2 separate regions of the Homo sapiens genome follow, and region 1 is linked to region 2. Evidence: chromatin loops called from intact Hi-C (ENCODE). Cell type or tissue: GM12878. All regions are shown on one strand. Each heading gives the region's core, and the rest is flanking DNA. Links, peaks and the distances in the headings are about the cores only. Region 1 overlaps ITFG1 (integrin alpha FG-GAP repeat containing 1). Region 2 overlaps ITFG1 (integrin alpha FG-GAP repeat containing 1).

The links. Hi-C counts contacts between places; a loop is a spot of excess contacts. Peaks named below come from ENCODE experiments on the same cell type or tissue, not always from the same donor. Only the 100,000 strongest peaks of a DNase experiment are listed, where the experiment ranks them.
Region 1: it touches region 2 in a loop (2.0-fold over the local background); 2 of 110 quality-filtered maps call a loop at or near these places.

Annotation. Positions count from the first base shown.
Region 1 is chr16:47,385,859-47,397,989 of GRCh38, forward strand. All of the region lies in intron 6 of ITFG1 (integrin alpha FG-GAP repeat containing 1), which reads right to left. Among named protein-coding and RNA genes, the nearest start is that of ITFG1, 69 kb to the right of the region's middle. RefSeq lists an enhancer at 720-1,220. In GM12878, for the core only: no CTCF peak of the experiment used is centred there; a DNase peak (open chromatin) is centred at 6,443.
Region 2 is chr16:47,254,564-47,266,694 of GRCh38, forward strand. It overlaps ITFG1 (integrin alpha FG-GAP repeat containing 1), which reads right to left. Exons shown (of 18, transcript NM_030790.5): 11 at 5,982-6,132; 12 at 4,069-4,177. It also overlaps the pseudogene LOC100422275. Among named protein-coding and RNA genes, the nearest start is that of ITFG1-AS2, 12 kb to the right of the region's middle. In GM12878, for the core only: a CTCF peak has its summit at 4,494; a DNase peak (open chromatin) is centred at 4,528.

The DNA of each region.
Region 1 (12,131 bases), core at 2,037-10,036, 130 kb after region 2:
AGGCTGTTAAGCTAGACAGGACAGTTCTAATGCTGTTTTGTAAATTGATCATATTTAACTTACAGACTAATCTATAACATGGAAGAATATTCCTTTGGAGCATACATGATAAAACCTTCATCCTAAAAAAAGCCACAGCCAAAACAGTGGGCAAAATTCAAGGCCATTGACTTAAACAAAAAAACATCTGTTATCCGGCATTAGGACTGATGAGTTTTAGGTCAGCAAATGCCTACCAATTGTAAAAATTCCCTTCTGGAATGACAGTGTGATCCCTACAGACCTGCTCTCCAGTAAAACAAGCATAACTGGGGGAAATTATTAAAAAAAAATTTACAGTCTCTGGAAATTGTTCTGAGAGCATATAACAAACGAAGAAACATTTATTCAAGAAAATATACTGAAATCAGACAAGAAGAGCAAGAGCCTGTAACTTTTGAACTACTACCTGCTCTTTCTCTCCTCCTCCTAGCTCAGTGTGAAGGAAACTCTGCTTCAGGAAGCTGCAGCCAAAAACACAGGGCTCCCCCTCCACCCAGCTCCTAGTCAAGGACTGTGGTAACTTCTTGCGGGGCAGGCCACCATTTCTCATCTCCTCCTGCTATATGCTGTAGAGGCTAAATTCCAAGAGTGTGAGGTCAAGAGGCTGGGGACACCCCTTCTTCAATCCAGCCCCTACTCACAAAGGTGGAGGATCCATCTCTCGTGCAGCACACTAAGAATGGCAGGGGCCTAGCGACTCACACACCACCCCTTTTGTAGGCCTTTGGTTCAATGCCGGAAAGGGAAGCAAAGATCAGAAGCTACCACTCCAATGCAGTGTTCTGATCCTAAAGCAGGGATGCCTCTCAGGGGGAAAGTGTGTCACTGTCCTCACTCTCACCTCTGGAGCCATGCTCAGGGATTCTGCCCAGGAGAAGCGTCAGGCTGTAACAGGCAGCTACAAAGCTGTCCCCTAATATTTAAAACAGAGTGTGGGGAAGTTCAAGCCTAAGGGTATATTCAAAACAAATGGAGGTTTGATGGAAAGCAATAGAGAGAAGGCAGTCAGCCTCATGAAAGAATCAAACTAAATCACAGACCAGGGCTTAACAGAGAGAACTAGGGAATGAAGATCTACAGATAACCTTCCTGAAGTCTGGACAAACCTACAACACCAACCTACAGAACAAACCTGCAAAGGAATCCAAACTTAATTATATCAGACCATGGAGCAATTTATGACCCAAGGTATTGTCAAAAATAGAGCAATCAGCTGGCAATTACTGAAGCCTAACAGCTGAGTGTGATCCAGAAGGAGACAAAGAGAGCCCTGCTAAAACCACTGTCATACCAGGATGACAAGGTACGTCTCCAAAGCTGTAGCCTCTGAGGAGCAACATCAAAGGCTTCACACTACAGGGAAAATAATCTTTATTGAAATAGTCTAGCCAGTCACTAAACAAATAAGCAAGCAAACAACAATAACAAGCTTTGGGGAGTGGAGGGCAGTATCCAAAGTTGCTACAGTATATTATTGTGGAAAAGAATCTGGCTCCATTTTTTAATATTTGTCTGTTGACAGCTTTTAAATCTTACCCCTCCCTTTTCCTCTTGTGCCCTATATCTGGGCAAGCTGGTAAAAAAGCCAGCCTCCTTTGGTGCTGGTGGGAGGTTCATGCCCCTCAAGCCCTACTCATGCATAGGAACCTCACCCAGGCCCCACCTCCAAACAGCACACAAATAACCTTCCAAGGCAGTCTCCTGTCCTTGATCTCTCAAATCATTTTCAGACCAGTTTGGAAGGCCTGCCTTGCGGTTCCCACAAAGCCTCTTTATGTGATTGATAAACCTTCTCATACCTTCTTGGCTTTTGAGCCAAATTTCGGAGGGAAGACTGTGCATACTTTTTCTGTGGAATGACCATAACAATTACCTAAATGTCCAATAAAAAATTATGAGACCCATAAAGAAACAGGAAAGTATAATCCATATACAAGAAAACAGAAAACCAAAAACCTGGCAACAGACAGTGCTGTGAGAGGGACCAGATGTAAATTTCACAGACAAAAACTTTAAAGCAGCCACTACAAATATGTTAAAAAAAAAAAAGGAAATTATGCTTAAAGAAGTGAAGTGTGCCTTATCAAATATAAAATATCCATAGACAGAAATGATAAAAAACCAAATGGAAATTATGGAACTGAAAGTAAATATACTGAAATAAAAAATTCACTTGAGGGGCTCAACGTTAGCTTTGAACTGCCAGAAGAATTAGCAAACTTCATGACAGATTAAGCAGCCTGAAAAACAGAGAGAAAAAAAGGATAAGGAAAAAATGAAAAGAATCTCAAAGAAATGTGGGGCACAATTAAGTACACCAAGATATACGTAATGGAAGTTCTCTAGTAGAAGTGAGAGAGAGAGAAGACAAAGAAAAATTTGAAGAAATAATGGCTAAAACCTTCCCAAATTTGATGAAAAACATTAATATTCACATCTAAGAAGCTCAATAAATGTGATGCAGAATAAATGCAAAGAGATCGAGACCCAGATAGATAAATCATAGCAAAAATGCTGAAAACCAAAGAAAAAGAAAATTTTTGAAAGAAGCAAGGGAAAAACTATTCATCACATAGAAGAGAATCCCAATAAGTTTAATGGGTGACTTCTCATCAGAAACAATGAAGACCAGAAGGCAGTGGGATGACATACTCCAAATGACGGAAGAAAAAAGCTCCTGTCAACCAAAAGTCCTACATTCAGGAAAACTAATTTTAAAATTTAAGAGGAAATAAAGACATTTCTAGATAATGAAAAACGGAGATAATTCACTGCTAGCAGACTCACCTTGAAGAAGGAATTAATGAAATCAACTATAACCTAATAGTAGTAGTAACAGAAATTTTAAAATCCTCTTAAAGTTGCTGCAAAGTGTGACCCCGTCTTACACTCAAGTTAAAAGAGAATATTAACAGCCTGTCCTCTCTCTGTGGACAGTGTACCTTATCTGTACTCCCCAACTCCATATTCCTCAAAGTTTATTACAGGCCCAGGAAGTTCCTGCACGGCTGCAGGGTCACAAGACTGGTAAGTTTAGGTTGCAAGACATGTTTCCCTCAAGATATAAGGAATGTTGTAATGCTGCCTTTGTTCCTTGCTTCTGTAACTCGCTTCCCGCCTCATGTTAGCTCCCACCTTAAGATGTTTAAAAGTAGGAAAAGCCCTTTTTCAGGGCTCAGACTTTCTGGACATATGTCTGGCTGAGCCGGTGATCACCTTAATTTAATAAACTCTCCTGAACCTTTTTCGGTCTGACTGTCCCGCAACAACCTTATAAAAAATACTAAAGTTGCTCAGGATGAAAGCAAATGACCCCTGATAGTAATTCAAATCCATAGGAAAAAATGGTGCAATTAGTAAAGGAATTATGTAGTTAAAAAAGACAGTTTAAATGTATATTCCTTCTCCTTTCTTAACTGATTTAAAAATGCAACTGTAATAAAACAATATGTATATAATTGTATCACTAGGCCCATAATATATAGAAATGTAATATATTTGCCAGCAACACCAAGAAGGTGAGTGGGAGCAAAACTGCAATGGACCAAGAAAATGACACCAGATGGTAACTTGAATTCACAGGAATAAAGAAGAGAACCAGAAACAGTAACTAAGAAGGTTAATATAATAAACATTGTAAATAATATCTGTCTACTGTCTTCTCTAAGCTTAAGAGACATAAAATTATATAAAGTAATAATTATAACAAAGTATGATGGGTTTGTAACATATATAGATGTAATATGTATTACAATAAGGGGGAAAGAGAATAGAGCTATAAACAAGTGACATTTCCATGTCTCACTGCAATTAAGTTAGTACATATCTGAAGTAGATTCTGATAAGATATATGTAGTAAGCCCTATAGCAACCACTAATCAAAATAAAAAGTTAAAAAAGTTACTAAAGGAATTAAGATGTTACAATAGAAAATATTCACTGAAAGCAAAAGAAAGCAGTAACGTAGGAGTAGAGGACCAAAGGACTGAGGCATAGTAAACAGAAGGCAGATGTAAACTCAACTGTTGCAATAAGAACATTAATAACTTGTCAGTGAATTAAACAAGTTCACCAAAAGACAGAGCTTGTCAGACTGGACAAAAAATGCCTATCGAATGCAAAGATTTTAGTTTGGGTACAAAGCTTAAAATAAGCCATTTTCAGGTCCATGAACTTCCACGTGGAAAGAAAAGCAGCATGAGATGTGTATGGAGAAGCATTCCTTTTCAGTCTGTTAAGACTGGAGCTCATCCATTCAGTTCACCAGATGGACAGTTATACACACTTAGATAAAGGTGGTAATCACTGAGGATCAGGACTGAATCTGACATAGGCATGGCATGGGCTGACATCACCAGTCATTGTGACAGAGAATTCCTAAGGAAGCATCATTAGCTGAAAGTTTGTTGTGAGGTTTTTAAGTCTTTGCTCTTTATTTGGTAATGAGTTCTGTATGTGAAATCAAGGGGAAAAAACAGATGAATGCTGCAAATAACCTTACATAAACTGACATAACTTCGGAATGAAATAAAACCAGATATAATAATTCTTGTTTATTATTATTTATTTATTTATTGAGATAGAGTCTTACTCTGTCGCCCAGGCTGGAGTGCAGTGGTGCGATCTCGGTTCACTGCAACCTCCATCTCCCAGGTTCAAGCGATTCTCTTGCCTCAGCCTCCCAAGTAGCTGGGATTACAGGGCACCCGCCACCACGCCCGGCTAATTTTTTTATTTTTAGTAGAGATGGGGTTTCACCATGTTGGCCAGGCTGGTCTCAAACTCCTCACCTCAGGTGATCCGCCCACCTCGGCCTCTCAAAGTGCTGGGATTACAGGAGTGAGTGACCGTGCCCGGCCAATAATGCTTATTAACAGAAATATTTTGCCTGAACTGTATAAGGTATTACTTTAAAAATCCAATACTGAAATAGGCTCATTTGCTCTCTTAACAAATATTTAATGAATATAACTGCATATAATACATTATACTTAAAGAAAAATCTAGTTTGAGTGATTAGACAACTATTTCAAATACTTGTAATTCAATTTTATATAATTTTTATATGAAGTTGAAGTGAAAAATATCATTTAGGAAGAGACAAATAAAGTCCATGGGAATCCCGAGCCTGTAGAGAATCTTAGTAGCTGGGGGGCATTAAGAAAGTTTCATCAGGCTTTGAAGCACAGGGACTATCTGGACACATACAGGTGCACGGAGAACCCACAAGCAGAGGCACAAAGGTGGGAAAGGGACATGGCAGAGAACTTCAGATCAGGTTACTCAGGGAAATATGTTGACTTAGTTATAATTTAATATTATGCCCTCAACTACTATACAAGGCACTTATACACAGTGTACATTTGAGCAAAGTTTCTGAATGTTTTATAATCCTACAGTTGAAGAGAGTCTATATAAAGACACCTATATTTTCACAGAATTGAAGTTCCAAGTAAACGTATCTCTGTAGATGAATGTGGGTACTTTCTTCTATGAGACATTCAAATAACTTTCCTTTTTTGTCTTAGCTACCAATTTACTCAGAGTAAAATTTAGTGCACTAATTTTTAATGTTGCTTAAATGTTTAGGTCGTATTTAATGCCCTGGGCCTAACAACTCTTGGGATCTTTCAGATCATCTCTGAGACGTTTTAAATTTTTTGTCCATATTTTGCAGCATATATAGTGTTTAAAGTTCTTTCAAATTCTTTCAGAAACAGTAATAAAAACACTAAGTATAATTCTGTTATGCTTATGTGACCTATGTGAAAGGCTTCTGAAGATCCTTTTTGAAAGTCAGGATAAATATTAGAAATATATATGTGCATGCATCTTGTTAGATTACTGAAGGATTTGGTTATTAAATTATTTTCTGCCCACTCTGACACCCTCATATGGGAATCAGAATTCAGTTATATTACCTTTGATGCATTAATATCCTAGGAATTATTTCATTATTGGGACATATATGCATAGACATATACACCTATCCCTTCGTCCATTTTTCAAGGAATATTTATTGGGTGCTTAATATATGCCAAGTACTGTTCTAACTGGAAATACAAGAGTATTTCTTGGCGGAAACTTTTGCTCCTTTATTTTTACATATAAGTAAGTAAAATAGGTCACACTAAAGAGAAAAATAAAGATAAGAAGTGTCCATGTGGGAGGGGTGTTTGGAATTTAATGAAAGCAAACTTACAAAGTGATATTGAGTAAAGATCTGAAGGAGGCTGGGTGCGGTGGCTAATGCCTGTAATCCCAGCGCTTTGGGAAGCTGAGGAGGGAGGATCGTTTGAGCCCAGGAGTTTGAGATCAGCACCAGGCAACATAAAGAGACTCTGTCTCTACAAAAAACCCTCAAAACGACGAACGCCCACAAAAACCACAAAACAAATAGATGTGAAGGAGATGAGGAAGTGAGCCCTGTGGATATCTGGGGGAAGAGCGTCCTGCTGGGCCTCAGCCGTGTAAAGGCTGGAGGTGACAGTGTGTCTCAAGAACACAGGCCATGGAGGTCTGTGTGGCTGGGACAGGGAAATAGAGCAGGAGAGGAGGAGATCAGGTCTGAAATGTGAGGCATCAGGCTGTGCAGAACCCTGTGATCTATTGTAAGGACTTGAGTTTTACACATTATGGTATAGACTGCAAAGAACACAGGTTTGGGAATCAGAGTCAGCTGTGCCAGTCATTAGCTATGTGACTTATGGGCCTTTGTTTTCTCTACTTCTTAATTAATTTATCAATGAAGTGGGTGTAATATCACCATTTATAGTAAGTTGATTTCACGCATGAATCGGAAAAGGGTGAAATGAAATAATGTATGGAGACTGTCTAACACAATGCTCTGTTGTAAGGGGCTTAATAAATCTTAGCTTCTTTGAGGTGCTCTCATGTACAGTAAGGAACAATATCTGACACTGGTCTCACAAAATTTACAGAGCCCTCTGGGACAAAATATTTAACAACCTAAATGTAAGTAATAGAAAAATCACCCAGCCACAGGTTTTTGATCAGAAAAGTACTGACTAGCTCACAGGTGTCTTAATCCAAGGCCACCCCTCCACAACTGGCAGGTAACTAAAGAAGAGGCCAAGCATGAGAAGCTATGTCCAAAGATGGATAATAACTATTTGTTGGACCAGAATTCTAAATGGAGAAAGACAGATAAATTTGACCAGCTAGTAGAGGGAGGAGAAACAAATATTAAGAGATGCAGAGCTAGAAAAGAGGTAGCACTGCCATTTTAGGGCAACTAGAACTTAGATGCTTAGGAAGAGATAGGGAAGGTGACATGGTCCCCAGAGTTTCCTGGCCCTCTAACAAGAGCCAACAATACCCCTTAAGGTGTCTGCTCCTTTTCTGACTACACTGTACTCGAGGGTGCCTGAGCCTGTATTCCTTTAGCATAATTAGATAACTAGCAGTGCGATGCTATGAGGCAGTGCACCATACACTATCCAAGGGGCTATACTGGTATTGAACTCCTAGGTGTTAAGGAGAAGGTCCTTGGTAGATTGGAAAGATCCTTCAAGAATGAGCAGTGGCAGCCGAGTGTGGTGACTCATGCCTGTAATCCCAGCACTTTGGGAGGCCGAGGTGGGAGAATCACTTGAGGCCAGGAGTTTGAAACCAGACTGGCCAACTTGGCAAAACATCGTCTCTACTAAAAATATAAAAATTAGCTGGGCGTGGTGGCAAGAACTTGTAGTTCCAGCTACTAGGGAGGCTGAGGCATAAGAATCACTTGAACTCAGGAGGTGGAGGTTGCAGTGAGCCATGATCACCCCATTGCACTCCAGCCTGGGCAACAGAGCAAAACTCTGTCTAAAAAAAAAAAAGAAATTTTTTTTGGTTTTTCTACAGTGACAAAGTTAAGTCACTAAATACAAGACCATGTAATTATAATAGACTTCATCAAACATTTGGCTATTACATGTTTTGGAGATTAAGGGGTTGCCTATAGGTAAACATAACACACTAACATATCAGTGTCATTTAAAACATATGTTTTAAGTCTCTTTATGTGAATTAAAATTTGGTCAACAGAATAGGTTAGGACTCATCCTAAAGGATAACTCAACTTTTTAAAATACTTGGATCTGTATGCTGGAATTAGCATTAATTTCAGGATAATGCTAGAAATGCTTGTGAGCAATGGGAAAGATATACTGCAGAGCAGCAGGATTTAAGAACTTATTTAGTACAGATTCTACATGTTTTTGTAAGAGAACTCATTGCATTATATTTTTAATGTTCACAAAAGATTCACTGTGGCCCAAGAGGACAGAAGAATTTAAACCTAGATTTATCAAAGCCATCTGGAAGATACAGTCTGTGCTGCTTTTAAGAAAAAGTGTGTGTGTGTACATGTAGCATACTGATCAGAATTACTAAATCGATGAGAAAATATTATATACTTTTAAGTCAGCTGAGCAATTCTAAGATGTCAAAAAGTACCCTCAACCTTAGCTCACTTTGCCTTCCTGGTAGATTTGTTTGAGAATCGCTCATGACTCATCGACATACACTATTTTCACTTTTTAAAGCTTTTTCAGAAACAAAATTCTATTTATCTTTAGGTAAAGTCCACAAAAACACAAACACACACTGTCTTTGAGAATTCTGTCAAAAGTACTGTGTCATGTGGACTATGTTTTCCTAGAGCAGAAAGGCCAAGTTTTCATTACTCGCCAGAAGCACTATAATTAAGGTGCTTCCAAAAATCTAAATGGAAAAAAAAAAAGACACATCTCTCTATAAATCTCTCAATTTGTAAAAGGTCATCCTACATAATTTCAGTTCATTTTATCCCATATTTTATTAACTTGTATTTCTAAAAATGTATACCAAAAACATTCTCAAGTAATAAGCACCTGATTCCTATGAATGGTATCTGAGATCCTGAGTGCAAAGGGTGAAATGAGATCTCCAGTAATTAAAAACTAAAGTTTCATGTTACTCCATGACTTCAGCTAGTTTTCAAAAGACCATTTATGAAAAAAATTAGTTCTGTTGGTATTGGGAGATAGACAGGAGTGGTGCAGCTAAATAATACTTTTTAGATATTTTTTGTTTTTCATGCCAATATACAATATGAAGAGTCCATTATGATTATGGACAATTTCTACTAAGAGAAATGTGAACATCTTGGACAAAACATTTTTACATGGCTTATTGAAGTTGCATGCTAATTTTATTTCCTTCTTAACCACATCAGTGGTCTAGAACATTTAGTATTAATAGACTTTAGTTCACAGTAAACTAACTATATTGGATAGAAACAGACTTAGTTCATCTTCAACCTAACTAGATAAGAATTCAAACAATTTAAAGCTATTTACCATATATTCATTATATTGTATATTAAAATTATGATGACATTTTGCTCCACAATATATACAGCTCATTAAAGAGTCTAATTAGATAAAAATAAAAATAGAAAATGAAAATATCAATGAGACACCATGATCATTTATGTTCATTGGCATAATATATGCTGCTTAGGGATGCCGTAAATTGTCATTCTGATTAAAACATCTGGCAGGTCACACTGTTTAATCATGTTTCATGCCTAGGCAAAAAGCTTGATTCAAAAATCTGTATTACAGTCTAAACCCATGAAAAAAGTAACTAGTAAAAGTTAAAATGTCAGAACAAATCTGTCAATTATGATTGAAAGCAATCCCCTTAGGTGACTAAGGATCACTGTTGGGGATAAATTAATAGATGGGAAACACTGTATAATAAAAGCAAAACAGTAATTCTACTTTGTTATTTAAAAAATGTGCCCTCACTTTATAGTAAGAGCCGAGTATTTACCGGCACCATATACTGTTTTTAAATGGAGTTTCTCTTCTAGAGTTCTCTTAATAATGAAAATATACAATTTCAAAATGTCAAAGAAGTGAAGTTTCAAACACTTTCATGCATTTATGCAGAAAATACAATGTTATTGCCTCATGTCTATCGTCAGCAGTATGCAATCCTAGATATCAAATTAAGAACACATCTATATTCAGAAAGCAGGTGTGAAGAAATATCAAACCATGTAACACAATCTGCTGCTAAATGTCATATCAGTCTCTTGGTAAAAGCCTGCCTAATGTTTTAGATATCTGAAGACCCAATTTACATCTAATCTGTTATCCAAAGGATATTCCTTTACTTTAGTCTACGTGATAGTAGCAGAAAACACTCACCTATCCCTTTCCATTTTCTTAAGTATAGTGTGGTGGGTGGTCAGGAGAAGGAGAGATAAGTCTACATTTGCCTCTGAAGAAAAGTTAATCGGCTGCAACTCAGAGCAAATACATTGTTAAATGCCAAAATGGAGTAGGTACAGCTGTTAGCTGTTGCTAAAATGTATGCATTGCTTGCTTCTCCAATGGGAGCAAAAGGGAGGGAGGAAGTAGAGGGGGAGGGGAGGAGAAGAGCAGAAGAAAGGAGCAAGACAGAACACCGGCCATACATGAAGATGAGAAAGGGAACTTCAAATTCAAACTGTGATAGAAATGAAGAAATGAAGAAAAAGTTCAGGAACTATGAGAAAGAACACAATGAGGACTTGAATTTAGAATGTGAGACTGAGATCAAGGACAGTCTCCTAACCTAATAATTATTTTGTGTGTGTGTGTGTGTGTGAAAGAGAGAAAGAGAAAGAAGGAAGGTGGCTGGGTTTACCTAGAATTAGGGTGTCTGAATGTGAGAGAATGAGAGAAGCCAAGCATATTTGCAAGAGAGGGTTAGTAATAATTTACCATGGATAGGAGGGAAATGGAGGCTGGATGAGGGATGAGTGGATATAAAGTAGCAGGATCAGTGGACTGCAGGCCCCAGTGAGATCCAAAAAGCGTTGCAGGGAGGGCACTTAAGCATGTAACCTAGAGGGATAAGGGGTGGTAGTAGGAGAGTGGCTATGTGACTGGTGGTTTTGGAGATGGTATATTTTCTGGTACCTACAAGGTGCAGGGAACGAACTGAGCTGGCTGAGGTGGGGAGGTCCTGGTGCTGGGCTGACTCATCTCTGCAGACACTGAAATCACCTAAAATGATGACAAGAGTTAGACAACTGTCCAGAAGATGTTATGTCTCCAGTGAACTAGAAATTGATAGATGCTAGTAATAAAAAAAGGAAGATGACGTTTGGTGTAACGGGGTGGCAGAAACCTCATAGGAGGAGATTTGCAGATATTTCGGGGAGAAATAATTTGAAAGTGGTACTGGGGATTAAAGTTGCTGATCTCTAAACACCAAAATATGAGGCATGTGGCATATTCCATTAGAGGCAGCTACGGGGGATGCTTCCACAACTGTGAAAGGAACTCTGTGAAAAGAAGCAAGAATGCAGATGAGAGCTGATGGTGGAGCTGGTGTTCCAGAAGACAGAGTGGAAGTGTTGGGGAGGGAGCACAGGGGTCAGGGATGGGTAAGTTAGGAGACAGAGCTCAAGGGAATGGTCACTCTTACTGGGCATGGGAAACAGAGTGGCTAACAAGATAAGTAAGCAAAAAGAAAACAGTAACAAGTCTTAGAGGAAATAGCATTTGAGATAAAGCTTGAAAGAAAGACAAGTATGATGTAGACAGGTTGACAGCTTACTAGGTAGAACAATGATTCTCAACCAGGGACTATTTTGCCTTTTAGGAGACACTGGACAATGTCTAAAGACATTTTTGGTTGCTACAGGTATTCAGATAGTAGAAGCCAGGTATGGTGCTAAACTAAACATCCTACAATGCATATGGCAGCTCCCCACAACAAACAAGGATCCTGCTCAAAGTGTCAACAGTACCACGATTAAGAAACCCTGAGGTAGAGGAAGCAGCAAAGGCAAGGCAATGAGGAAAACTAGAGGAAACTGGGAAAAGGAGAGTTTGGCTTAAGTACAGGATGCCAGCAGGGGACCAGGAGAGAAAGCTAGAAAGGAAGAGAGGATCACACTGCAGGCAGCCACGGGAACTAGCCTCTACCTTAGAGGATGAAGAGGAGCCACTGAAGGTCTTTGAGCAAATCAATGTTACAATATCACTGAGTTGGGAGGCTTTATATACACTTGGAGCCTTATCAATAATTTATCTTTTCAGTTT
Region 2 (12,131 bases), core at 1,309-9,308:
TCACAAGTATAGACAGTTCAATCACATTCTATTTTAAGAGTATAAAACAGAACTTTTAGTATAAAAGTAGTTTCAAGGCTTGAATAAAAGAACTTGCTGAGCACAGGGAGAACTTGATTTGTTTTAACAATATACAGATTAATATCTCTTGCACTTGAAATTTTCCTTAGTACTTAATGCGTAACATCTGTCCTAGAAAGAATTGATCTTTAATCTGTTCAGGTATGCACAGGCACATACCACATTCAGATGAACTAAGTAATAAATCTGTCTTTTTTTTAAGCTTCAGACTTGAGAAAATAGTTCCTTTAAAGTACACTGGCTCCAGCCTGGCCAACATGGCAAAAACTCGTCTCTACTAAAAATACAAAAGATTAGCGAGGCATGGCAGCACATGTCTGTAATCCCAGCTACTTTGGAAGCTGAGGCATGAGAATTGCTTCAACCTGGGAGGCGGAGGGTGCAGTCAGCCAAGATCGCGCCACTGCACTCCAGTCTGGGCAATAGACCGAGACTCTGTCTCAAAAAAGTTTATTGAAGTACACTGGCAAAATTCAAATGAAAGAAGGAAAAATCCCACAGTTATCTCATTAAACAGAAAGAAAACAATATTTTGAAAGAGAATTATTAATTTAAATTTAATGTATATTTTTGAAGCAAATCACACTTATGCTAGGTTGGAGCAAAACAGTTAGTTTTACAGGAGCCCATTAAAATAATGAGAGGAAAAACTCACTGTCACTCATCATGTGTTACTCTTTCTGTGCATTTTTGGTGTAAGCCTGAGAAATTACGTAAATTAGAGTTTCTAGTCACACAGAATCTGCAAAAGATGGGTAGACTTGAGAAGTTAAACCAGGAAAGGCATTTCAATCTTTTCAAGAAATGAATGACTGACTTAGTTGTGTCCCTAATATCAGCAAACAGGTCAAGGTGGAAATCTGACTTTGAATTGGAGTTTCACCTATTTTGGTAGAATGCTTCTTAGAGACACAGATGAGTCAGAGGCATCAAGTGTTGCTTAAGTACTAGAGAAGAAGGGAACACTGTTAATCAAGATAGCCAATCCATGCCTCAAAAGATAGCTGGACATTTATTTGACATAAATTTATTGAATGTCTCCTATGTACCAGGCCCTGTGTTAGGCACCCAGCAATCAAAGACAAATAAGACAGAGGCTGCTCTTAAGTTGCTTAGATCATTAAAGCATACTAGGAGTAAGAGAGATGTTAATGTGAATGACACAAATAAATAAGCCTAGATTTCAGAGTGCTTGCCAAGCATTCTGAAATGGATGGATGAAGGAGAGATTAAATGTGATATTAAAATAAATGAAGACTAAAAATACGCTGCTTTTCACCAAGAAGGATGATGCTCGTGAGCAAAGGTAAAATAACTGATTTTATTTTATTTTTTTATTTTTTTTTTTGAGACAGAGCCTTGCTCTATAGCCCAGGCTGGAGTGCAGTGATGTCACCTTGACTTACTGCAACCTCTGCCTCCCAGGCTCCAGCCTCAGCCTCCTGAGTAGCTAGGACTACAGTCACGCGTCACCACGCCCAACTAAATTTCGTATTTTTTATAGAGACAGGGATTTCACCATGTTGGCTGGTCTGGTCTTCAACTCCTGACTTCAAGTGCTCTCCCTGCCTCAGCCTCCCGAAGTGCTGGGAGGACTGATTTTTTTTTGAGATGTTTTCATCCTAGAAATTGTGTGACTTCTGTTTGGTTCCCCTGGGAACTCAAATCTGCAGCAGTTAAATGACTGTCCTGGATTTAGTAGTTTATCCCTAAGGAATCAAATCCCAAACTCTTACTCCAATACTCATTGTTTCAATTAACTGAACTTGGTTATTCTAATTACATACACAATTAGGTTAGCAAAAGTTTTAAGAATTTCTTGCCTTCTTATCTAGAGGTGTCCAGTTGAAGAAGGACAGAGATAAGGAATGTACTTCAACTCCAAAATTAACATCATACCAAATAAACAGTATATTTAAATTTTTTTAGCTTTAAAATAGCCAAATAATACTTTCTTGAAAATGGCAAAAGAGAGGACATGGATAATTAAAAGTATAGAAATGATTAGACTCATGTATCAGTATTTTGTGGCTGCAGTAATAATGAAGATAGGTGAAACTCTTAGCTCAAATAAGACTGAATTTGCTGTTTAGAAAGGAAGGATGCATGTTATATCAGTTTCATCTCTCAAAATAAATCTCAACACTAATACGTTCTGTTGCTTTTCTGGGTTCAGCTATTTATGCTTGTTTCAAAACTGTAATAAATATTTCTACAAAGTACATGTGCCTTTTTTGGTCACACAAATCAACATGGGTCTCTTGGTGTTGGCTATCACAATAGTAATGCAAAAACAGTCACCTCTAACACCAGTTCAGGATAGAACTCTCAGCAAAGTAGGAATAGGGAGAACCTCTTTAATATGATACAAAGCATCTACCAAAAAACTCTATAGCTAATATAACACTTAATGGCGAAAGCCAAAATGTTTTCCCCTTAACACTGGAAACAAGACAAGTGTGTCCACTCTCACCACTTATTCAATATAGTAAATGAAAATTCTAGCCAGCACAAGAAAAATAAAAGACATAGGGATTAGAAAGAAAATTATCTCTCTTTGCAGAAGACGAAGTTGTCTATGTAGAAAATCCCAAGGAATCTTCAAAAAACCCTCCTAGAACCAGTTAGTGAGTCAAGCAAGGTCACTGTATACAAGATCAATACACAAAAATAAATTTCATTTCCATACACTAAAATATGTGGAAGCAAAACTTAAAAACACAATATCCTCTACAGCCATCTTAAAGAAAATAAAATACTTAGGCATGCACTTAACAAAACATGTACAGGGTCTTTATGACAAACATGGGGGTCAGGTGGAGGATACTACTAGCATGGGTGGGAACTGGTTACAATGAAAAAATAAGTAACACAATGAGGAAAACAGAAGTCACGTTTCTCACTGCTGGAAGAGATATCTACAAAAACAGACGAAATTAGAAGGAACCCTGAAGTGCTCCATTTGGATGAAAAATGAAATTATTGCAACGAATTCATGGTTTTATAGTTAGCTCATACAAATGTAAATAGATGTAAAAATAGTTACAAATGTGTAGACTTGTATGTACATATGTGAATCCATACCTGTTTTCTCCTAGCTGTGTCCATTGAGAGAACCTGGAAGAAATGACAACCCAGTAGCAACGAGCACACTGGGCAACCATTTCAGGATGTGGTTTTGAAATACTGTTCTCTACTAAAAGAGAGAAATGTCTGATTCCTTGGAGAAATGTCTGATTCCAGGCTTGGGACAAGGGGGGTACAAGATGAACAGTAGAATGTCAATTGATGGAAATAGAGAATCATTATTTGACAAATGTAGAAGGTTGATTCAGGGAGTTGTCAATGTACTCTAAGGGTGCTAGGCAAAAGTTTCATAAAGAAAAGCCTATTAATGTAATATCAGAATATTGCCCCCCAAAACACTAATGAATTACAAAGGGGAAAACAGTGAGTTTAGGGTAGAGAAACTTGGTGATCATCAAGGTGACCAGGTGAACAAGGTTAACATCATGGTGGTAGGACAGGTGAACATCATGTGCTTCCTGATATGATGCACTGAGAAATGCACAGCATCAATTCTGCAACTCCTTGCAGTGGAATTTCTGCAAATAATTCATGACCTAAGTTGGGTAATGAGGAAACAGTGCTATCTCACAGAATGCAAAGCCTGGATTCTTTAAAACTGAAAAGGACATGAAAAATAAGAAAAGACTGAGGAACTGGTCCAGATTGAAGAAGTCTGAAAAGATGGGACAATTAAATGCAATAGATATTTCTGGACAGAATCCTGGGCCAGAAAGAAAAAACAATATTGTTGGGACAGCTGGTGAAATCTGAATGGGGTCTATGTATATAGACAGGATGGTGCTGTACTGGTTGATCTGATCTAGAGGGTTGTACATCGGAGCATGTCCTTGCTCTTTGGAATATGTGGAGAGAGGGGAAGAGAAAGAGAACAAAATTAAATGTTAGTACTTTACTCACCAATAACTTTAACAAAATAAGCATCTGCTTCAAAGTTATTTTTTAGTGTATGAATGGCAAAATCATTCTTTGTATATCCTTTACTTAGCACTACAATGTCCAAGATTCCCTGGAAAAAAACAAACAAAAATGGTAAGAACAAACTATTAGACCAACTAAAAAAAAAATGACCATTAAAATGCATGGCATATTGTTTATAAAGTAAATGTAGCCTTATTTATTCATCCTCATGTTTAAAATAAAATCGCTATTAAAAATAGGTAGTATATACACCCAAGTTTCAATAGTAAAATATAAATAAAATAAAAAACATCTGTAATTTTAGTCTCTGGAGATAATGATTAGCATTTTGCTATGTTTCTTTCCAGTCAAATTTGCATGAAGTTTCAAAGGCCCATGATGTGGACCTGCCAGACCCTTTCCAACCATCAGGGGGAGTACCTTTTCATCTGCCCTTGCCACCACAGCATTTTATCATTTGCTTTCAAAAAGGAGGGAGCTTTGCTAATTTTGTCGAAGGAAATAAATGTATGCTTATTTAAATTGATATTCCTTTGATTCTTTTCATGAAGTTGGTCATTTATCATATTTTTAAATATGTCAGCAACTTGGCTTTTTGTAGTAAACTATGTTCTAGTTTTGCAGAGTATTTTTGATGATATCAGTTTGTATAAGCCCTTTTATATTATGAATATTAACTATTTGACTTTCATAGAAAATTTATTTCCCAGTTTTAAAACAATTTTAAATTTCATTCATATTTTTGATGTACAGAAATTAAAAATGGATTTGTAGTCAATTCTCTTGCTTTGTCCCCTTGTGATATTTCTGTCAATTACTTTTATGGTTGGAATCTGCTAATGAAAAGTGAAATAACACAAGATTTGATTGCAGGAGAAACGGGAAAACAAGGACCTGAATAATTCATATAATTGAGAATAAGTCTCTTATAAAAAACAAAATAAAATCAAAAATGGGGTAAATGGGGACATAAATGTCCTATTGGGCACTTAACTTTTAAAAATAAATTATCTTACAAGGATATACTGTGATACATTAATTCTGGAATTTAACATTGCTTTTTTCAGAATTTATTATTTTTCAGAGCGGTAAACTGGCATTTCACCTTAGAAAGGGGAAAACTGGAACCTTAAAGCCTTTCATAAGGTCACCTGGCAATCAGTCAGAGTCACAAGAATCTGTGGAAATAGACGCTACTCTGCGTCACAAAGATAAAACTGAGCACTAAACTCATTCTTTTGTGATCTTGTGCAGATTCAAGGGTCTGTTATTTGTTGGCTGTAAATTTTTTTTTTTTTTTTTTTGAGACGGAGTCTTGCTCTGTCGCCCAGGCTGGAGTGCAGTGGCGCAATCTCGGCTCACTGCAAACTCTGCCTCCCGGGTTCACGCCATTCTCCTGCCTCAGCCTCCCCAGCAGCTGGGACTACAGGCACACGCCACCACGCCCGGCTAATTTTTGTATTTTTAGTAGAGACGGGGTTTCTCTGTGTTAGCCAGGATGGTATTGATCTCCTGACCTCATGATCCGCCTGCCTCGGCCTCCCAAAGTGCTGGGATTACAGGTGTGAGCCACCGCGCCCGGCCTGTTGGCTGTAATTTTGTCTACTGTTGAACATTCAGGTCTGCCAGTCTTAGAGCATGATGCTTTAGTGGTTTAATCCAAATATGCCCAAAATGAAGTAAGAGAGTTTTAATATTTGACTGTACTGATCAGCCAATGTTGTCAATAGATTTGTTTCATCTGTCATTTAACATTAAAAGGGGCTTTCCTTAATTAACTCATTTGCTTTTTGTTGTGTTGTCCACATTTTCTGGTCAAATGGAATGAAGCTAAAGTGTGACAAGGTGAAAGGCAATTAAACTTCAAACACACAGCCCAGCTCTGAACTCACATCTTCGTAAATGTCAAAGAAGGTGGCAACCATGGCATCCTTAATTTGATTTAGGTCTGTCAGCTCCCAGTAGACTTTAAACATTCGACGCGCCTCTTCACAGCTTGCATTATTACAAGGGACGTTCTCCAGTAAAAAGGCCTGCTGGTTGCTGTGCGCCAAAGGAAAGGCATTTCGTTAATATAAACATCAACACTGTGGCATCGGCTCTGTAGTATTTCCTAGATTAAAAGGAGACGGTAAACGGTACACAGTGAAATTACACGAAAAAATCTCCACATTTTTTGTTTATAGTACTGTCATTAAAAAATTGTTGGCTATCCCTTTTCAACCTTTGGCAAAAATCCTCTGATTTTGTAGGCTAGTTGGTTGCTGGCTTCTTTCCTTTTCTATGGAGTTTCCAAGTCCATCCCTTCTTCCTCATTTACTACTCTATAGTTATTGACCCTCAGTTCCTGCACACTGTCATTATCTGTTTAGATGTGTATTACTTTTCACTGAATATCTACATTTTAACTAGAATGTCTCATAAACTCAAAGCAATGAATCTATTACAACAGAATTTCAGCTGCTCTCATAGGTGGTAGGGCAGATATTGCCAAGCATCTCTCAGATAACAGAAGCATCATACGTTGCATAGCCATGAAGTCTTCCCTCTTGAATCCTACTCTAGAGGCAAAGTATTTATGAGCTTAGATTCTGGAGCTAGATTACCTAGATTCAAATCCTGGCTCTGTTATTTAGCAGCTCTGTGGCCTTGAGTGAGTTATTTAACCTCTAAGACTCAGATCCTCATTTGTAAGCTGTATAATAAGAGTACTTAGAGCATAGGTTGTTAACATGAAATCAAACACTGCAAGGAAAGTTACTTAGAACAACTCCTGGCATCCAGTTAGTACTCAATGAAAGTGTTTATATTATCTTCATTTTTACTATAGAATGCAATACAATGCCATGTAAAAATATTTTCTTTAGATACAGAAGTAACTTTGTAAAGTGTTATTTTATGTAATAGCTCCTAGGCATTTTCCCAAAATATGTATATTCTTTCACTTTTCTCTATGCATATAGAAAATAATAGATGATACGGCCTAAATTTTATTATTGTTTAATTTTTCTCTAATAATAATTACTTTTCATTTTTTCTTGAGACAGTCTCACTCTGTCACCCAGCTGGAGTGCAGTGGTGCAATCTCGCCTCACTGCAACCTCTCTGCCTCCTGGGCTCAAGTGACCCTGCCATCTTAGCCTCCGGAGTAGCTGGACTACAGGTGTGTGCCATCATGCCCAGTTAATTTTTGTATTTCTTGTAGAGACAGGGTTTTGCCATGTGGCCTAGGCTAGTCTCAAACTCCTGAGCTCAAGTGATCTTCCTGCCTTGGCTTCCCAAAGTGCTGGGATAATAGGTGTGAGACACCATGTCTGCCCTCTAATAATTACTTTAAATAAATCAGTACATAGAGATTTCTTTTGTTCATATAAAAATATTACTGTGGCTCTGGGTGAGTTTGATTATAAGAAAGCAAAATTTCTAAGCGTTTAACACAGAATAGAAACCAATGTACCAAATATTCAATTTGCATGATGTCTGGTAAATATATGATTGGATTCAAACTATTTTTCCAGATGAAAAATTCCAAAACAAATAGTTTACCAGAACAATTCTTTAACAAATGAAAAAAATCTTTCAGACCATAACATTTACTTGGAAAACTCTCAGGTGACTTTGTTCATGACCTATTATAGAACAGTATTTGTCCACTAGAAAGAATAAATGATTTCTTCTTTGTCTCCTGTCTAACAATGAATTTTAAAATTCTAATTTATAAAAATTTTTCCTGGTAACTTACCCATCCTACCCTTTTAGCTAAAGAGTTTTTCTAGATATTTCACAGAGATGTAGCACACTCTGTTATTAGAAGATTGTATTAAAACATGAGAACATGTGATAAAAGCGGACTTTCTACAGTATTCTATAATCTATGCATCATATGGTCAACATTTGAGTGAGCATGCATCCTTATTTTCCTTTGCAAAACTACTGCACATATTTCATTATTATAAGTCTGGTCACAATTTCAAATATACAACAACCTACAACAAAAACCCTTTTGCAGTCATGCAATTTAAAATGTTATTCCTTCTTTTGCCCACACTAGACATGGAACTGGTCAGCTATTTGGAGAGGCTGCTATGAACCAGTGCAGGTTTTCTGGACTCACAGTTTATGCAGATCTGCTGGATCTGGGTCCAGGGAGTCCCACTGATGGGCTGAGGCTGGCCATGCCCAGCTGGGGAGTCTCAGAGGAGCAGGGAATCAAAATGCTTCCTGGAATCACCACCCTGGTCTTCAAGTTCTGGCATGGAGTCATAGTTGCAGCAGACTATAGGGCTGCAGTGGGTGCTTACATTGCCTCCAGATGGTAAAGAAGGTGACAGAGATCAACCCCTACCCGAAGCCATCATGGCTAGGGGCACAGGGAACTGTAGCTTCTGAGAATGGCTGTTGGCTCGGCAAAGTCAAATGTATGAGCTTTGAAATAAGGAATGCATCCCTGTAACAGCTGCCTCCAAGCTGCCTGACAACATATTGTATCAGTACAAAGGCATGGGGCTGTCCATAGGCAACATGATCTGTGGCTGGGATAGGAGAGGCCCTGGCCTCTGCTACATGGACACTGAAGGGAATCAGATCTCAGGGGCCACCTTCTCTGTAGGTTCTTGCTCTGTGTATGCTTATGGGGTTATGAATCAGGGCTATTCCTATAACCTGGAAATGGAGCAGGCCTATGATCTGGCCCATGAGGTAAGCTACCAAGCCATCTACCAAGCCACCTGCATAGATGCCTACTCAGGAGGTGCTGCTAACCTCTACCATGTGCAGGAGGATGGCTGGATCCAAGTCTCCAGTGACAATGCAGTTGATCTTCATGACAAGTATGATGGATCTACCCCAGGAGGGAGGGTGATGTAGCTGTTTGCATTTCTTGGGTGACTGTCATTGGTAATATGGATACAGTGCTTCATCTTATCTCTAGTGGAGGGGTCTTCAACTGTATCAATACTTTTTTTTAAAGCTGTGGAACACTGACCTCTATGTGTTACCAGTCCTTAATGAGCTGCTGCAGAGGTGGCTATTTTACTTTCTTGGATGTTAAGGTACTCTACTCACTACTTTACCTGAATGAATGAATGAATGAATAAATAAATACATACATACATAAATAAATGAATAAAATGTCATTCTTAATTTTTGATATCAGTTGGTAAAGATTACAAATGTCTTAGAGCTCCCTAGCTACTTTGGTCCTGTATTGTGAAACATGAGGTTCGTAACAGTTCAGTTCTTTAAAATTCTACAGAGCTCTACAAGTAGAACCCAGCATCTTGCCTTTAAAAATAAAATTTGATTTAAGCCAAAGGAGGAAGAACCTTTACCCATTTGGTTTAGAAACTATTGGCGACAAACAGTCTTGCTTCTTTTTAGTCAGTTTCTCTATGTGTTCTTGGCAATTATAACTAATATATCTTAAACATTTTTTTATTAAAAATGATTACAAAAGCAATCATAACATTCAATAGAGAGATTTAAAAAGTCAAAATCCTTCCTTTCCAGGAATAATCAATGTTAATAATTTGGTATGCATCTTTCTAAGCTTTCTTCTAGGCACATATAAATATGTAAATACATATAACCTTAAAAAAAACCTAATTGGGTTCTGATACATATATTTTTCTATAATATTTTTCTTTCCACTACATTATATAGCACACACAAAAGGGAATGGGATATAGTCTGACTGAAGACTTTTGATCCCTATATTGAAAACATCCCCCATGAGAAGGTGTACCAATTTAAGTCTCCCATTAGTAGCCTATCAAATTGCCTGTTTCTACACAGTCTCATGTTTTTCCAATGGTTATTCCATTATATGGCCAAGCCATCATTCATTTTAACACTATGCTATTGATGGTCAGGTTATTGCCAACTGTTCTCTATTACACACACACACACACACACACACACACACACACACACACACACACAGAGATAGAGAGAAAATTTTTCTTTGGGAACTTGTACGAGAAATTCCAGATGACAGTCATCTGGTCAAAGGATATGGATATTTTAAATGACAACAGTTAAACCTAAATGGTCTCTGAAAAGCTATACCAACTTTTATTTCCAACAATGTATGAGCGTCTTTTCATATCTTGCCGGTATTAGTAACATTGCTTCTTACTCTTGACAGTTGAAGAGCTTAAAAACAACTTCATTCTTCTGATGATGACAGCAGCTGAGTATTACATTTATGTTTATAAGCCATTCACATTTTTCTGAAGAACTGCCAATTAAAATTATGTTCTCATTGATTTTTAGATCTTTTATTGTTAGAGACTTTAGCCACTTATCTGTTAGTCTCATATCCTTGTTTGTAAGATGGAAGTCATAATAGTACATTACCTTCAAACAGCTGTTCTAAGGATTGAATGAGAAAATACATTGTAAAGTGTTCAGTATAGTGCCTGGTATAGCACAGTACACATTTAATAACTGCTATTATTATTATTATTATTATTATGTACTGCTGTTATTATTACCTGATATGTTGTAAATACTTCCCAGCCTTTTATTTTTTTTTTTTAAATTTTGTTTACGGTACCCTTCACTAAAAGGTTTTTAATATTTATGTAGTCATTTATGTCTATATTTTTCTTTATAGCAGTATAAGAAATGTTAAAGGAAGTCTATCAGGCAGATGGAAAATGACACCAGATGACACTCTAGATCTACACAAAACAAGGAACACTGAAAATGGCAAACATGTAGGCAAACAGAAAAGTCTTTTTCTTATTATTTAAATTTATTTAAGGAGAATCAACTGTCTAAACAAACAAAAACCAACATAGTATGGTGTTAATAAGGTAGTAGATGTAAAATGTGTGATAAAAATAGCACTAAAACCAGAAGAGGAGAAATATAAATATACTATCATAAAGGTTCTGAAACTATACGTGAAGTGCTATAATACTGTTTGAAGATAGACTAGGATAAGTTAAAGATGTATAAACACTACAGTATTCACTAAAATAAGATTTCTAATGAATAAATCAACAAAAAGACAAAATAGAATCATAAAAATACTCACTTAATTTAAATGAAAACCTTTAGAAAGAGGACAAAAACCAGAAAGTAGATTTTGACAATATCAATACTGACATGAAATATAAAGGGTCTAAACACACAAACTACAAGCCATACGTTGTGAGATTGGATTAAAAAATGAAGACTCAACTATATATTGCCTCCAATATAAAGATACAAATAGGTAAGATGTAAAAGCAGTGATAAAAGATAGATCACCCCAAGGAAGGCAAAAAGACAACCCACAAAATGGGAGAACATGTTTGCAAATTATATCTGAAAAAGACTTGCATATGGAATATACAAGAAACTCTCACAATTTAATAACAAAAGACAACCTAATTTAAAAAATGAACTAAGTAGCTGAACAGACATTTTTTCAAGGAAAATATATACGAAAATATATACGAACAGCCAATATGCACATGAAAAGATGTTCAACAAAATTAGCCATCAGAGAACTCCAAATCAAAACCACAATGAGACAACACTTCACATCCAGTACAACAGGTAAAATTTTTTTGTTTGTTTGTTTTTGTTTTTTTGTGATGGAGTCTCGCTCTGTTGCCCAGCCTGGAGTACAGTGGCACAATCTCGGCTCACTGCAACCTCTGCCTCCCGGGTTCATGTCATTCTCCTACCTCAGCCTCTGGAGTAGCTGGAATTACAGGCGCCTGCAATCATGCCCGGCTAATTTTTGTACTTTTAGTAGAGATGGAGTTTCACCATGTTGGCCCGGCTGGTCTTGAACTCCTGACTTCAAGTGATCTGCCCACCTGGGCCTCCCAAAGAACTGGAATTACAGGCGTGAGCCACTGCACCCAGCCAGACAGCTATAATTTTTAGAAAAAGATAGATAATAACTAGTGTTCAAGAAAATGTGGAGTAATTGGAAGCTCATACACTGTTGGGAGACATGTAAAATGGTACAGCAGCTTTGAAAAACAGTCTAGCAGTTACTCAAAAGATTAAACATAGAGTTAAAATTTGACACAGGATTTTAT